Regions from separate parts of the Homo sapiens genome. Here region 2 is linked to region 1. The links are chromatin contacts, found by Hi-C or POLR2A ChIA-PET in ENCODE. All regions are on one chromosome and are shown on one strand. The core of a region is the stretch at or near the end of the contact, and the rest is flanking DNA. Distances in the headings are between cores, read along the strand shown. Region 1 holds the start of EIF5A2 (eukaryotic translation initiation factor 5A2). Region 2 overlaps LOC105374211 (a long non-coding RNA gene).

What was found. Hi-C counts contacts between places; a loop is a spot of excess contacts on that map. ChIA-PET counts read pairs that join two places held with the same protein, here RNA polymerase II (POLR2A). Pooled maps may share reads with other maps.
Region 2: a map of naive thymus-derived CD4-positive, alpha-beta T cell shows a loop between it and region 1 (3-fold over the local background). The contact joins the enhancer-like site here to the promoter of EIF5A2 in region 1. A Hi-C loop is called at or near these places in 1 of 168 maps with a recorded cell type or tissue (naive thymus-derived CD4-positive, alpha-beta T cell) and 5 of 50 pooled maps. POLR2A ChIA-PET finds 5 or more read pairs at or near these places in 1 of 52 experiments (T-cell).

Annotation. Positions count from the first base shown.
Region 1 is chr3:170,906,071-170,911,697 of GRCh38, reverse strand. EIF5A2 (eukaryotic translation initiation factor 5A2) reads left to right here and starts at 3,061. Exons shown (of 5, transcript NM_020390.6): 1 at 3,061-3,155; 2 at 3,857-4,056; 3 at 4,605-4,709. The coding sequence starts at 3,892. RefSeq lists a silencer at 3,401-3,540.
Region 2 is chr3:170,808,599-170,814,225 of GRCh38, reverse strand. All of the region lies in intron 2 of LOC105374211 (a long non-coding RNA gene), which reads right to left. Among named protein-coding and RNA genes, the nearest start is that of RPL22L1, 59 kb to the left of the region's middle. Within about 2 kb of position 2,650, at least 9 of the 41 ENCODE cell types and tissues checked have a DNase peak (open chromatin) inside an H3K27ac peak, as active enhancers do.

The DNA.
Region 1 (5,627 bases), core at 1,812-4,311:
ATGTACTGAAAGTGTAAAATACACCAGATTTTGAAGGCTTAGTATGGATAAAAAGTAAAATATCTTAGTAATATTTTTATATTGGTTACATGTGAAATAATATTTTGGACATATTCAGTTAAACAGAATATACTATTGAAATTAGTTTCATTTTTTAACTTTATGTGTCTAAAAGAAAACTCAAAACTATATGTGGCTTGTATCATATTTTAATTGGACACCACCTAGCCTAAATAAGCCCCTTTTTTCAGTGCCTTATAGTTATTTCTTTACTAGCATTTGTTTCATATTTTAAAATTACTAGACTGTCTTCTGCAATAGACTGCAAGCACCTTAGGAACCAGAGGCTGTCTTGGTCAACACAGTAATACCAGAGGTAAGGCTGCTAAAGTACACATAGTCAATCTTCATTATTTTTGGATTCCATATTTGCAAATTTGCATACTTGACATAATTTACTTATAATCTTAAAATCAATACTTGCAGTGCTTTTGAAGTCATTTGTGAACATGCACAGAGACTCGTGCCATCTAACGCACATTTAGCTGAGGTCAAACTCAGCCATGCTCTGCCTTCTTGTTTCAGTCGTCAAACTGTTAACCAGTATTCTTTTCAGTCTATTTATTGCCAGTTTTTGCATTGTTGTGCTTTTTGTTGGTGATTTCACCATTCAAAATGGCCCCCAAGCACTGTGCTGAAGAGCTGTCTAATGTTCCAAAACACAAGAAAGCTACAGTGTGCCTTACAGAGAGCATATGTTAGATAAGCTACCTTCAGGTATGAATTACATTGCTGTTGGCCATGAGTTTAATGTTAATGAACCAACAATATATAGGAAATCAGGTGTCTTTAAATGGAAACACACTAAAAATCACATATTAACCAATGTTGTGGCCCAGAGGCTCAGAGGAACCTAACCCTGTATTTCCCCTAGGAGCAATGGTTTAGTATTTGCCAATTCAGTGTTCTTACTGACTTCAGGAGAACTGACTGTATTTATTGAATGAGTAATGCTCAGTCATTTGATTCCAAACCCAAATCTTTTGTGAATGCAGTATATGGTGGTAGGTAGAGCAGTGACTCTGGAACCAAACTGCCTAGGTTCCAACCTTGGTTTTCCAACTTACTAGCTTTGTAATCTGGGGCAAATTGCTTTTCTCCTTTTTCCGTAACTAAAAATGCAGGTTAAAAAAGTACTGTTAATATTTGCCAGGGGCTGGGTGTAGAGGGAGGAAACTGAGAACAAAAAGCCACTAGAAAACTTTTGGAATGAGGGAAATATTCCATATCTTGATCATAGCAGATGATCAAGATATGTTTTTCAAAACTCATAAAAAGAAAAGGGACAAATTTTTCTTTATATGAATAACTTAACAAGGTTAAAAATAGAAAGCAGCAGTGACAAACAAAGGAATAATGCACATCAAAAATTTAGTACACTACCTGCCTATATAAATACTAAATACTATTAGCGATCATTGTAAAAACAATAGGGAAAAGTTAGGAGGTATAAGGAAAAGCAGAAAGAGCTAATGAACCAAGATTCTAATCTGGCTCTTTCTTTTTGGGGTGTTGGGGGTGGGGGGGGTGGTCTCACTCTGTCAGCCAGGTTGGAGTACAGTGGCCGGATCTCGGCTCACTGCAGTCTCCACCTCCCAGGCTCAAGTGATCCTCCCACCTCAACCTCCCTAGTAGCTGGGACCACAGGTGCACAGCACCATGCCCAGCTAAGTTTTCGTATTTTTGGTAGAGACGGGGTTTCACGATGCTGCCCAGGCTGATCTCGAACTCCTGAGCTCAGGGAACCCACCTGCCTCAGCCTCCCAACGTGCTGGGATTACAGGCATGAGCCACTGCTGTAATGGCTCCTTTGTATATTAGCTAGAGGCTGAATTCAGTACATGAGAGGGCAGTAACTTATTGCGAAAGTTAAATTGGACCTGTTTGAAAGATATGTGTAAACTGTAGAGTCATACAGGAATGTGAGATATGGGATTATTCATGAGACAGCAATAGGAAATCAAAGTTACCACATAAATGCGGGTGTGGGATGGGAAATAATTTCCTAGATCACCTCCCCAAGATAGGATACTGCGGTAGGTTGCGAAATGAAACTGTGAAGGGGGAGCACATCTCTTTTAAGAACCTTTCTATGGCAGTCTACAAGCTCTAGGTCAATTTTGAAGACCATCCAAGCGTTCTAATGTGCCAGGGTTAAACCCCAAACTCTAAGGAATGCCAATGCCAGGAGGAAAGAATGGATGAGTCGGCAGAACACCTCTCTGGACCCACAATGCCGTAGGAGTCAGACACCCTTCGCCTCCACAACTTCCCAACAGCCTTTGGTGTGAGAAGTGGGTTAATTCATTTCACTGCTGGCTTGTTAGCTGGCGGACGCTTCGGGAGTTCCCACCCCAGGGAGCAGTGCTGACTCTACAGGGGCATCCGGCGGCAGTCGCTGCCAAAAATCTCACCAAGGGGTGAATGGGGGGTCCTCAGGACCTGCGGTGCCGAGCTGGGTAATAAAATACTGCACCTGAATTCTTCTTTAAGGACCAGGAGGAGGTTCGAACCCCAAGAAAGGCTGCAAGCTGAACCAGAAGCTCGAACCCAAAGTTCGCTTCACAGCCAGCCACACTGGCACTCGCTGAATCTGCGCGCCTCGCGAGTTCTGACGATCGTCATGTGATAACTGCCACGCACCTGATGGCAGGGGCCATTGGGTGCTTTGCTTGGTTCCCATTAAAGTCGACTGCGACCCGAACGCAACAAACCTAAGAGTTGGAAGGCGCAAGTTCCTCTGCCAGCGAGCTCACCCTCGGCAACCAGACTGCTGAAAGTGCGCTCCACGCCGGAAGTGCACTAATCCGCAGCACGTGGGGTTGCCAGGGCGCTCTTCACGTGACTGGGCGGAGCCTCGGGAATCTGGTAGCCAATGGTAGCCCGAGAGGGCGGTGCCTGTGACGCTCCGGGGCCTATCCCGGAAATAGGGCTGAGTGGGGGCGGGTAAGGGCGGGGAGGCTGGGGTGTGGAAAGTGTGGCGGCCCCGCCCCGTCTCTTGGAACTGCCGCGGCCGCCACCGCCGCTGCCGGCGCCGCTGCTGTAGGGGACCAGCGCGGGTGCGCAGACGAAAGGCGCTCTTTGCCAGCTGAAAGGTGAAGACCTGGGGAAAAGCTGGTGGGGAAAAGCTGGTGGGGATGGGGCCAGAGTGAGGCAGGGCCGGGGAAGGCGCCCAGAACTGAGCGCTGACCGAGAGAAAGAAGGAGAATGGATGGGGGAACAGAGGCGAGCGCGGGACCCGCCGGGGCTCAGGCCCTAGTGGGGCCGGGCCGGGCCGAGCTGAGCCCTGGATGCCGGCAGAACAGGGGGCGCCTGTGCGGCCGCGGCGGCGACGTTGAAGGGTGGAGGGCGGGGTGCGCGCCAGCTAGCAGAGGGCCGGGTGCTGCTGGCCAGGTTCTGTTACCCCGCATCCTTCGCGGGGACCTGCGGCCTGGGCTGGGTCCCCCGCAGTAGGGTTCGGGGCGGCGGCCGAGGGCTGGGCGGCGGGGGAAGGTCGCCGGCTTCTGCGGTGGGGCGATGGGGGCCGCAACCTGCTGTTTCCAGCACGGAGGAGCGCCCAGGGCGGGTGTCCCCACCCTCAGCGAGCTCCTCTGCGACTTCTCATCCCACCTCCCCAAGCAGTAGCTGGAAAAGTTTGTAGAGGCCAGAGTTAGAAAGTGGCCACTAGTCTAGGGTGGGTGTTCCTTACATGCAGAAATAACGGGCCCATGATGCTTGGCACATAACTTGTCCGAAATGAGACGTTTCCCTGCCTACATACCCGTTGTTAAAAAGCAAACACAAACTTTTTGTGTAGTTCCCACGGAAAAACTACCATCTCCCCTGCCCACCATGGCAGACGAAATTGATTTCACTACTGGAGATGCCGGGGCTTCCAGCACTTACCCTATGCAGTGCTCGGCCTTGCGCAAAAACGGCTTCGTGGTGCTCAAAGGACGACCATGCAAAATAGTGGAGATGTCAACTTCCAAAACTGGAAAGCATGGTCATGCCAAGGTAAGTACCCTTGCAGATCAGGCTTTGGCTTCGGCGTTGGGACTTTGATCATTTGTATTCCGTTACAGATCATGAGATTTCTATACTTAAAATTTTGTAATAAGCACTATTTTTTCCTTCCCACAATTACTGGGTAATCAGTTATTACGTTGAATACTTAAAGGTAGCATTCCCTTCTTGGGCCCTTACAATGTTCATTAACTGGGAACTGAAACTTTCCTGAATCCTAGTGACCTATAAGATCTATTTAGTTTACAGATGAGAAAACCTGTTCTAGCAATTCTAAGAAATCTACACTTTATTTTTCTTGTGTAATCTCATAATTGAATCACTGGTCTATATTGGGTCTTGACATGTCGTGATACTGTTTAGTTGTTTACTGCCTCTTAATTGTAAGACCACTACATTTTTTTTTAAGTAAAATTAGATGACCTTGGAAGGAGGAGAAAAAGAATCTGTTGTAATCAGCATTGGTATTGTGCTCTTGTGTGTGTAATGAGTGATATACTTGGCAGAGATTAAACAGGTTTCCTGTTCTCCTCTGTTAGGTTCACCTTGTTGGAATTGATATTTTCACGGGCAAAAAATATGAAGATATTTGTCCTTCTACTCACAACATGGATGTTCCAAATATTAAGAGAAATGATTATCAAGTAAGCACTGATTTTCTTTAGAATGTTGCTTGTTTCTTCAAGGTGCAAATACTTTGTACTATCAGTAATAATTTGACAAAACCCAAGAGTAGTTTTGTAGGTTTTTCTAACCAATTATTAGGCACCAGCTATCTTAGAAATTGGAGAAATAGTGATGTTTAACACATGTACTTTTCTAGGATTATTGCTAGTTTGCTATTTTTTTCACATTCTTGCATTTTTTAAAAAGTCAAATACTTATTAGTGTTCTCAGGCCAAGTGACTGCATATTGCAATTAAGTCCAATGTTTAGTAAAAGTACTATTCTCTCTGTTGTAAAATATTTCTTGTTCTAATTTAAAACATCCCTCCTGGATGTTTTGTTTCTTTTCACTGATCAGACCTGAGACATTCAAGAAACTACTGAAATTCATGTTCCTACCAAGTTTTTGCATTAATGAATGTTAGTCAGAACTTGACATTCTTAAGTAGAGAAATAAGTTGAAAGCCATAAATATAAAGGATAAAGTACCTGGTCACTGAGTATGGTGAAGAAAACACAAAAACTATATAATTGGTTAAATTATACTTAGTGACCATGCTATGACCTTTTGCTAAATTATGTATGTAAATTTCAAGTTTTAGTTCCAGTTATACATTTGGGTAGGTCATATTTAATGATAGCATTTTGTTGTTTGAAGTATTGATGATAACAAAATAATTGACCTTATAGGATGTGGAAGCTCAGATTACTTATAACTAAAGCTTTTCTTGAAAGTCTTCAATTTCTGTATCAAGCATACCATATATCAAACTCATTTCTGCTCATTTTACATAGTGAAAAATACAAAGTTGACACTGGTATTTGTTTTATCCGACTTAAACTGATTTTTTTCTGTACCCTTTGTTGTATTGTATAAATTTCTTTTAATGTTGCTA
Region 2 (5,627 bases), core at 1,401-3,900, 97 kb after region 1:
CTTATGAGTTTTTTTTGCCACCTCTCCCTTCTCTAAGAATGGCTGGGGGCTAGAGGAGGAATGGGTAGGACATAAAGCCCTTCCTCAGTGCTATTCTTTTCTACGCAGGGGATCTGTTCCTCTGGGGTAGGCAAACTGCCTCTTGTATCATTTTGTACTCTTCCAGTCTATTGCTTATCCATGGGCTTCATGTCCTCCTCTAAGATTTACAAATCAAAACTTTGACTTAAGGCATTTCCTCTACTTTTCTCTAGTTTCACTCTTACCTGGCTTAGTGAGACGTAATGTTTTTGCAGGTGGTCTGATGTCTGTTATTAAAGGGAAATGCAAGGTTCACAGTGAGAACCCGACACTGGTTTTAGCTCATTCCTTGCAGGAAGCCTGATTTTTCTCACTCAATTTTGTTGGTCAAAATTTAATGAAGGCTGTAAAATCCAATGCAGGATGAGAAACACAACATTCATTCCTGGGTACTCATAGACATTCATGGAGACACTTAGGAGCATCACTTGGGTAGACAGGAGCACGTTCTTCTGCCTGACTACATCTTCCCTACTGAAATGCTGGTTTCGAGTTCACATACCCAGAGATCACTGAAAGCCAGGCACTGGGGAATGGCTAGTAGGGAGAATAGTACAGGGGAAAACACTTCACCCGTGGGTATTCACGAGCTTCCCCAGGAGTGTTTTTAGATCAGAAGACAACTGGTGAATTTCCAGGAACAGCTGCTTCAGTGCTGCCACATCCGTCAGCTCTCAACACGTGTTAGTGTCTGTCCTCCCTCCTTCTTTGGAATTTAGAACTGTGCCATGGTCTGGTTGCAGGAATCTCATTAAAGAGCTTCCCTTTCTGTATTAGTTTGCTAGGGCTGCCATTAACAAAATACCAGAGACTGGATGGCTTAAACAACAGAAATGTGTTTTCTCACAGTTCTGGAGGTTGGAAGTCCAAGATCATGGTGTGATCAGGTTGGTTTCTGGTAAGGCCTCTCTTCCTGTTCTTTGTAGACAGCCACTTTATTCCTGTGTCCTCACATAACCCTTTTTCTGTGAGCACGCAAGGAAAGAAATTTCTGGTGTCTCTTCTCCTTCCTATAAGAACCCCAGTCCTTCAGATTATAGACCAACCCTTAGGACCTCACTTAATCTTAATTACCTCCCTAAAGGCTTGAACTCCAAAAACAGTCACATTGGGAATTAGGAGTTTAACATCAGAATGGGCTTGGGGACTGGGAGAGTAGTTCAGTACTTTAACGCTTTCCCTGACAGAAAATTTTGTGATCACCTACTACATGTTGGGCCCTGTGCCACATGCTGGGGATAATAATTTATAAAAATGTTTCAACCCCTGCCTCAAGGAGCTCCTCCTCTGGGGACTGAGTCTGCAGCCATCAGAGGAGTGGGGTCACAATGAGATGTCTGGAAATGGACCTCTGTGGTAAGTGGGGATTCCTGCATGGCTTTTGCTATGATCGTATCTCAAGAAAGCAAATTCTGCAAATATTCTGAGTGGGTGGTAGTAGAGCTATTTTCTTGATGTGGCAGAGTCGCATACAAAAGCCCTTAAAGGGATCAATGAGACGAATTTCTGAGCTAGTCTGAAACAAGAACTGGGGATGAACTTTGGCAATTGGGCCAGAACTTAAACACAGGATTTTGCTGGGGTCCCAAGGTTCTGCCCATTTGGGACAATCTCTTTCACATGCGCCACACCATTCCCCTTACCACGCCAGCAGATTCAAAGAGGCAGCTTGGTACGTTTTGGTAGGTTTTGGGAGTGAGAAGGCCTGGGGTGGGGGTTGCGGCAAGAGGAGAGCAGCAACCCCTCTCACATTATCAGCTGTGCAGAACCAAGGAGAACCTAAGAAGATCCGCCAAACAGAAAAAGCTGAGATTATGCTTCACAGACCCAAAGACTTTTAAGCTCTTTATTAGCTGCAACAGAATCACCACATGGCAGTACAAAAATGTTCTTGAACTTGACACTTGAACTTGGCTGCAACCCTGCTGGTAAAACTTAGTAATTAGGCAAACAAAAAGCTGGGGAGTGCAATTACGGCCATTGAACCACTAGGGGGCACTCATGGTTTCTCATTCAGAAGAGGAGAGGGGAGGAGGAGGTTATAGGGCTATGGCTTAGGGTGGGGCATTCAGTGTGGTATTGGAGAGGGATGAAAGTTAAAGCTGTTTTGTGTGTTTGTTTTTTGGAGGGAGAGGTGTTAAAGACCTAGTTATTTCGCTAATAATATAGTATGCATTAACCTGGCCTTGACTTCTGTGAAGCTAGCGGGCCCAATAGACTAGCTGGTGGAGAGTTCTGGAGTGTGACATCCCAAACAAATAATTGTTCACTTTAAGATAACTTTCTTTCGTGGGCATTAGAAAAAGGGCATGTTTTGCATCACGAGGGAGAGCGTTTTACGCGCATGCACACACATACTAAACAGACACACCTACTGACTTAAAAACATCAACACACTGTCTGAATATTGCTTCAGGTTGGAAAACAAGGTTGCATCCAAATTGTGTCATCTTTTCAAAATACAGCTGGAGAGAAAATGCTGCCTATATTTCAGGGAGCTTTTAAATTTCAGTGACATACCAGTCTAGGCTGCCAAAAGCTAGAAGAACATGAGTCATCAAGCTAGGTGCACTGATCATAGGAAACACCAGGTCTCAGGCTCCAGCCATCCCCTATCCTCTTCCCTACCCCTACACAAATTTGTGGCTTGTGGCCAGTACCAGGATTTGCTGTTAGTCCCCATGTTCCCGGGGCCTCCTTTCCTCTAAGGTCTTCCAGCCATTGTAACTGGCTTTCTTCCCTTTTATACCTAATAGAGAACTGCTGAGGGCCTTCTTCTTTGTATTTGGGATTATCGGATCAAAAGATTGAAAGTGTGATTGCCAGGTTCTCCCAGAGCGTCCTGCATCCAGATTTGCCACCCTCATCTCATCTGCAGGAGGTGACAGTCAGAAGCAGAAGTTAGACCATGGGCAAGGGCCCTAAAATATTCATTAGGCAAAAGCAAGAAAGCTTGCCTGCCATTGGGGCAGGTGTTGGGCTTGAAACGTTCAGTGTCATTATCTCATTTAATTTTTACAACAATCTGCCAGTTGCTATTACCACCTCCATTTTACAGATAAGGAAACCGAGGACCAGAGAAGCTAAGTACCTTCATATAGATCTGGGATTTAAATTCAGGCATTCTGACTTAAAATTGAATGTATTTTTTAGTCCTAGCTACAAAGCCACTGTCTACCAGAACTACTTGAAATCTCCTTCCCTTTTCTCTGGCTTCTCCTTGTAATTGAGGATCTTACATTGGCAATGGTTATATGAATGATGACGATGATAATTACAATACCAGCTAACTTTTACTGATTACTTACTATAGGCCAAGCAATGTGCTCAACACCAAACTTTTATATCTTCAATTCTCACAGAAAATTTACCGTGAAGTTAGTATTTTTACTGCCATTTCATAGATGAGGCACCTGAAGCTTAGGAATGTTAAGAAATTTTTGCAAGATTACACACCCAAGTAGAGCCTGGTTTGGAACCTAGGTCTAATTGCCCCTAAGCCCGAGTATTTAAACCACTATGCTATACTGTGCATAGGGAGATAATTGAATCTATGGAGAAATACTCAGGGCTATAGTACTACTAATCAGACCTTTAAAAACTGAAAGAATAGTGAAAAGGGGTATAGTCATATCTTTATGTGGCATGGTATAATGATGAAGCTGGAAAAGAGTGCTTACATTCTAAAACAGGAAGCTTTCTAACCTTCCCTGCTTAGAAAAATAATCAACTCTGATTATTTCCATGTATTCTGTTCTTGAATTGGAAATTCCAGGAGTCTGGTTTTAATTGCATAGGAAGTCAACCTGGACTGTTATTGTTTGTCAGGAGTCTGTTTTATCATTTTTATGGTCAAGCAATGGACTTCATCACTAGGGATTTAGTTCATGTGTGTTTCTGTTTCAATGGATACTATCAAGTAATTAAGGTTGAGGGAATGAATGGCTACTTTATTGCTAAACGCTAGCATCTGGCTATAAAATGAGGAAAGAGGGAGTGGTCAGGGGAAAGTGGAAGTATGACTAACACTGAACTTCAGTTAATAGATCTGGACACATTGAACCTGAGTAAATAGGTCTGATATTCTCCTGCTTGCAATGCTGGGGATGAAGTAGATGAGCTCCTTCTCACCAGCACCTTGAAAAGAATCAGATATTAAACTAGAACTCAGCAACTACTCAGTATTATTGGAGTAATATTTTTAAACCCAAAGCATTTGAGTAGTTCCCTAACAATATTTCAAAGAACAAACAAAAAGATGTGTTCATCAGCAAGGTCAGATGTGTATCATCTGAATGCCTGCACTGTGAATAGCTCTGCTAATTGGTGAGCTGAGCATGAAGTGACTTGGATGATTAATTAAGGAGATAGGCCTTGAATAGGACGGAGGTGCATGGCCATTGTTGAGCACCTAAGGCAACAGCCTAAGGAGGAAAACTCACTGAAATTCCCTAGGTGGCAGCAGTGAACAAGGCGTTAGAAGGCCCCGAGGATGTGACAGCTCAGAGAAGGAGTATCTTCTAGGGGTCCAGGAGAAGCTGGATTTGCCATCTGGTTTAAGATTTTGAGGTGGGTGGAGATGGGTGTGGGAATGGGAGACAGTGTAGCACAGCGAAGAGTTAGAATCAGTAAGCCTTCTTAGTCCAGCTCTGCCGATCACTGGCTGTGTGGCCTCGGGACAACTGTTCTGTCAGCAACCTCCACCCACCCCCATTTCCTCCTCCCACAAATGGGGCTAGGTGAGGTCATCCCTGGGTACCTTTTGGCATTATATGATTCACAATTTGATGATGCCTCTGGCATTTTCATTGCACTCTTTACAATGAAAGAACTTGATTACCTTGGTTGGGACGTGGAGGAGAGGGTTGTATGTGTGTATTCCAGAGAGATGCATTATGCTACTGTCTTTTTAGCAGTGTTCTCTGTCTGGAGAATATGCTGATCTTTGCAAACTAGAACAATATTGTTGTCCTACCATTAGCGCAGGTAGGTTTTATATGGTTGACATAATTCGCTCACCTATCGCGCACTCTCAACCGTACGCCCTTGCAGTCCCGCAGCTGTGCTCATAAGGGACAGAGCTTTTTAGCACTCTCTTCCAGCCAACTGAGTTTTTGGCTATGTCTTGGTAGTTATAATATCTTTGTTCTTTTTACGTGGTGCCAGGCACTTTGTTAAGCCCATAATACCTCACAAACATACAGCTCTTTTATTCTACCTTCAAGTAGCTTTTAATTATCTTTGTTTAAACAAACCAATCTCTCAAACCCAATTCACCTTAATAATAACTAATATGTACAAATGTTTATTATGTGCCAGGCATATATGTGTGTCCTGAATATGTTATTCTATTTAACCCTTAAAATAAGCCTATGGATTAATACTAGTACTTTACATTATCTGTAGATGGAAATTGAGGCCTAGAGAGGTTAAATAACTTGCCCAAGGCCACAAGACTGATACACAGCAGAACCAGGGTTTGAACCCAGGAAGTCTGTCTCTAGGATCCTCCAAGACACTGCACTTGAAAAAGGGCTAGTGATTTA